Regions from separate parts of the Homo sapiens genome. Here region 1 is linked to region 2. A link is a contact called in ENCODE Hi-C data. All regions are on one chromosome and are shown on one strand. The core of a region is the stretch at or near the end of the contact, and the rest is flanking DNA. Distances in the headings are between cores, read along the strand shown. Region 1 overlaps LINC02641 (long intergenic non-protein coding RNA 2641). Region 2 holds the start of LINC02930 (long intergenic non-protein coding RNA 2930).

What was found. Hi-C counts contacts between places; a loop is a spot of excess contacts on that map. Pooled maps may share reads with other maps.
Region 1: a pooled map shows a loop between it and region 2 (28-fold over the local background). The contact joins the enhancer-like site here to the promoter of LINC02930 in region 2. A Hi-C loop is called at or near these places in 6 of 37 single-sample maps with no recorded cell type and 4 of 50 pooled maps.

The regions. Positions count from the first base shown.
Region 1 is chr10:123,390,876-123,393,610 of GRCh38, reverse strand. All of the region lies in intron 6 of LINC02641 (long intergenic non-protein coding RNA 2641), which reads right to left. Among named protein-coding and RNA genes, the nearest start is that of LINC02641, 44 kb to the right of the region's middle. RefSeq lists enhancers at 647-756, 857-1,116, 1,267-1,646. Within about 2 kb of position 1,335, at least 2 of the 41 ENCODE cell types and tissues checked have a DNase peak (open chromatin) inside an H3K27ac peak, as active enhancers do.
Region 2 is chr10:120,607,214-120,609,913 of GRCh38, reverse strand. LINC02930 (long intergenic non-protein coding RNA 2930) reads right to left here and starts at 1,332. Exons shown (of 5, transcript XR_002957103.2): 1 at 1,141-1,332.

The DNA of each region.
Region 1 (2,735 bases), core at 86-2,585, 2.8 Mb before region 2:
GAGTGTGTATAAGCGTGTGTGATCTCTGTTCCTCTGCCATAATGTGTGTGTGTGTGTATGAGTGTGTGTGATTTTTGTTCCTCTACAATAATGGGTGTCTGTATGTGTGAGTGTGTATGAGTGTGTGTGATCTCTGTTCCTCGCAATAATGAGGGTTTGTATGTATGAGTGTGTGTGATCGCTTTTCCTCTACAATAATGGGTGTGTGTGTGTGAGTGTGATCTCTGTCTGTTCCTCTACAATAATGGGGGTGTGTATGTAAGTGTGTCTGAGTGTGTGTGATCTCTGTTCCTCTGCAATAATGGCGGTGTATGTGTGAGTGTATGTGTGTGATTTCTGTTCCTCTGCAATAATGGGGGTGTGTGTGTGAGGGTGTGTGATCTCTGTTCCTCTATAATAATGGGGGTGTGTGTGAGTGTATATGAGTGTGTGTGATCTCTGCTCTTCTACAATAACGTGTGTGTGAGAGAGAGAGATCTCTGTTCCTCTACAATAATGGGGGTGTGTATGTGAGTGTGTATGAGTGTGTGTGATCGCTGTTCCTCTACAATAACTGGGGTGTGTGTGAGTGTGTATGAGTGTGTGTGACTCTGTTCCTCTACAGTAATGGGTGTGTGTCAGTGTGTATGAGTGTGTGTGATCTCTGTCTGTTCCTCTACAATTAAGTGACCAGAAGCAGGTGGCTTCAAAGGTGAATTAATTCTCTGCTGGAAAAATTGGGCTAGAAAAATCTAGTCATTAGGAAACCAGAAAAGCAAGAAATGTAACTTCTGCTCAATGAAAGTGAACTGAATTTCTATTGAGGCCCCCTTTCTCTAAAACTCATTTTCAACTAACTCAGTGCTGTCAGCCAGCCCTGGGGCTGTACTTGGGGCTTACGTGTGGCTAAGATGTCAGGCAGCGGGGTCTGGTCCTTGTTGTCATCTCACTGCATGGCCACAAACATGTTCTCATTCCCTGCTGGTCTCAGTTCCTGAGCCAGTCCTGATGATCCATGGAGACTCCTACCTCGCTCCTGCCTCCCAGCTTAACCAAATGGTCTCTCTCCCTCTCCACCCCACCACCACTCCTACTGTCTCCAACCCCTCTTCGACACCCAGGAGCCATCTGGCTGCTTCTGTACCTCTCTGGGGACTCTCAACTTCCCTGCACTGAGACACCCACACCTGGCTCTTTCTGCCCTATAGCTCTTGCACCGTAATGAGTCAAGGGCAGTACTGAGATTTCACAAGTTCCCAGGCCTTCCCCAGGGGAATTGGAGGTGCGTGTCTCCTCTGCTCTCAGTCCCCAGATCCAGAGAGGGGTCTGCTTCTCCTTCCCTTCCCACAAGCACCAAGGCTCTCTCTTCTTCTCTCACTTCTTCTTTCAATCCCCTCCAAAAGTTATCTAGCCACAGGGCAATAAGAACTGGCTTTGACTGATTTGCATTCTTTCAAATATTTTCCTGTGCTAAGACCTAAGCTGCTGGAAGTCAAAAGCAGATTATTTGTATTTTTGCTCTTCTGCTGCCTATACTAGAAGATGGAAGAAGGAGAGGAGGAAATGCCAGAGAAAGAAGCATGGATAACATCGCAGAATACCACACCCTACCCAGGTGGGAAGACAAGTCCAGGCTCCTCAGGTTTAAGTGGATATCCAGTCCCGTGGTGCTGCCAGACAACTGTCTTGGGTACATCTGGCCACCACGTGCTGGCTAAGATATGGGGGGACCCCTGGGGAGCACTCATACCTGGCTTGCATCTCAGCTGTTCCTTCCTCCCTGCGTGACAGATCAAGCACCTCCCCCCGAACCTTGGCTCCTTACGAGGACTGCTGGGGCCACAGCGATAGCATGAGAAGCAATCAGGGCTTGGGACCCAAAAAGAACCACGGAGACTCCCCAATGGTCCCACATTTATTCTCTTCCACGTGGTCTGGATAGAAAACTAGAGAGAGTGTGGACAGCACTTGCCTCCGCTGAAAAAGTAACTCTCACCCTCTTCCCCCAACTCAGACTGTTCCAGAACAACCAGAGGCGTAGAGCCACACACTCCTCTCAGCCAGCCTGTGAGTGAGGCTGAGTTGCACTAAAGAGATTGTGCAGGCGCCGCCAGCTTCCCAAAGGCAGACTCTTCCCACAGCTGCAAACACTCCTCTAAGAACTCACCCACCCTCGCAGCTTGACCAACGTTCTCTGCAACTTCCTAGAAGATGAAAACATACCCTCCAGCCCTAGCTGTTCTCAGGTTTACTTTCTGACACCCCCTTCCCAGAGAGCTCCCATTCTCCCAGGGGCCTCCCTTTCCAGGGGTCAGCACTTAACCGTTGTCTCCTCCCAACAAAGCCTAAGAGAGGGCTCCCTGACCCGCTGGCCCAAAGGCCTGGGTCCCGGGCCGCTCAGTCCTTCCATTTTGTCTTCCACAGCTGAGCCCACTGTTCCCTAGTGGATCCGCCTTCCAATGCCACCACCTTCCCTTCTACGAAGTCCCAGCCAGGGGATGAACTACAGAGGCAGCCCCTTCCCCATCACCATTACTGTCACTGACTGGCTGTGGGCCTTCATGCTCTTCCGGGTTCTGGTTGGACGGTAGCCAGGGAAAATGCAGGGGGTGGGGTGCCGTGACAGGGAAGTCACCTGCAGCCCAGATCTGCTGCGTCCCAGGGTGTGCACTAGAAAGTGAATTGTTTCTTGTTCTTTTTTTTCTTTGTTATATGCTCTAGGGAATAAAAGGAATTTTCTTCCTTACACCCACCTC
Region 2 (2,700 bases), core at 83-2,582:
ACTGGTCTACTGAACCTAGACCTCATCTTTCCATTTCGTGACACAACTGCTTTCTTCTGAGCACAAAATGGAGCTGAGAGTCAAGACAATTACGCGATTACATTCAGATGACAAACTTTTTGGTCTTAGCATTTGATAGAAGAAAAAATATTTTATTAACATAAAACTTGCTGATGGGTATCCAAAGCCTCCACTTCATCACACACAGTGCAGACATGGCCTTTGAGTGCACACCAAGCTTAGTAACCTCCTTGCTCACTAAACTGTGGTGCTTCTCTTTTCACAAACATAAGCTGGGATCTTAGCAATTCCCCATCTGTCCACAGGTGAATATGTTATTTGAGAGAGGAGGCAGCTGCTACAACTCTTCATGGAAAACCAACATTGTAATTGCAAAAATAATTTGCAAATGATATTTCATGTGTTGCATTATTGCTTGTGATACTGATGGTTTATTAACCTACTTTCTTCTTATTTCTATGGGAAAACACAAAGACCTCATTTTTCCCTCAGATCACGTCAAAGTTAGGATGGATTTAAATGTACATTTATTTATTTATATACAGATATTCAGATAAGTTGGACAGCCACATCCCTACATTTTCTAAAATGACATAATGGGCATCAATAACAGGGTAAAATTGTGGCTCTGAGCCATCAGACAGAAACTGACGTTGCAGCCCAGCTGTGTGTACACAAACACTCAGGCTGATGAAGGAAGGCCACGGAATTCAAACCAGCACATCTTGCTGCTTTGCATTCAGCCTGCATCACCCGGGACAGAAAAACAGTGTGCTAATGAGAGAAAAAGTTGAACAACATAGAGTTCCTCTTTACAGGTTCCTAACATTATCTGGACAAACTGAGTGTTAGAGCTGGCCCGAGGGCTGATGGTGAGCAAGGGAACCGTCCAGGAGCAAATGAAACTGTCACGAAGGAAATGCCAGGCTCAGATAGACCCCACTCAGGAGGAAGGAAACCAGTGAGAAGGGAGGAAGGGGACCCCATCTCTGTTTCAGGACTTGGACTCATGGTTACTGTCCCTTGCTAAGAGCAATGTCCATTCTGTTCAGTCACGTGGGATGCAAACTCTAAACAAACCTTGATGAAGAGGAAAAGAGAATGCATTGGCTCAAGTACCTGAAAAGCCCAGGGCAGGGCTGGTTTCGGGCTTGGCTGGATTCAGAACCCAAGTGATTTCAGGAGTTCACTCCCTCCATGTTTTGCCTCTGATTCCTCTGCCTGGGATCCACCCAGAAGCACCTTCTGCAGTAAGATTGCTGGAGCTGTCCAGGTTCCCCATTCCATCCTCACAGCAACTCTAGCCAAAAGAGAGTTTCTCTTTTTCAGTGGTTTCCATTGAAACCATAGAACTGAGTCTCAGTAGCTCTGATTGGTCAGCTGTGGGCCACATGTTCATCCCTTAACCAATCACTATGGTCAGAGAGATATGGTATTCTCATTGGCCAGGCAGGGTCACATGCTCATCTCTGAAGCTGAGGTGGGGTCAGCCCCACATTGATCACTTGAACAGGGGAAGACTGAATCGTTATCAAAGAAGAGTTGAATTCTATCAAGGGGCCAGGAGTGTAGGACAGCAAACAAAAACAGGTAACCACCTCAGGTTAAAAAACTGCCTGAAGGGAGGGGTCACGGTTTACAGATGGCAAGGAAATCCTAGATACAATGCTAAATAGTGGCTTCATTAGTCATCATCCCACTTGTATCCATGCAGGCTAACAGATTCTGTCATGGATTAGGGCTCTGCTCTTACCAGCCATCATTCTGACCATGCCCACTGTTGAGGACTATGGCTCCCAAGTTGGTCTTGCCATGAGATTTTAAAAGCATGAAATTATCAAGGACAATTAGAATGAATTTGTCTTCATCATCAGCCAGTCAGAAGTTTTGAGAACTAATAATGCTTAAAATCTATAGTGATCGCCTTTAATTATTCTTTCAGCCTGTAAGTTTTCACGTTTTCTTGGCTGACTTTTAATAATGAAACCTGCTGACTTTTAATAGTGAAACCACTGTTCTGACTCATTATTTATATCAGGTGTGTTTCCAATGTGAACTTATAAAGTGGTAGACATTTCTTGGTTATTTTATGTTTTGTTAAAAGTATCAGGGATCATTATGTCTAAGTTTGTTAATTACGTTGATACTTCTCCCAAGGGTTCCATTACTCTCAATGTCAGACAACTGGGAGAAGTTGTTCTGAAAGTCATAGACAGCAGACAAGAGCCTTTTAACTGATGTATTCATTTCTTTAAGAGGCCATGAACTGGCAGTGTCTTCTCTCTGGAATCTCTGTTAGTCATTCCTACTGACTCATAGCAATTCGCTCTCTGAGCAGAAGTTCCCATGAGAGAAGACCCCACTAGATGGTGATGTCAACTGATGGAAGAATTTTGGATGATGTTTACAAAGCAAGGAGGTCTTGTGAGTCTCACCAGCAGGCCAGTGTCAAGTGGAAGAGGCCAGGCCTGGCTGTTGGCCATAGGCTTGGCTGGAATTGGCAAAGGTGCCATTTTAACTTCCACACCCTGCTCATGGCTACCCACTCTACTCCTAACCAAGCTATTTATACCACAAATGCCTGACTACAGATATGGGGACATAAGTGAATGAGAGAGAAAAAGAACGAGAATGGGAAGCATTTTCCCACTTGTGCCATTACAACTGGTCAGGTCCCCA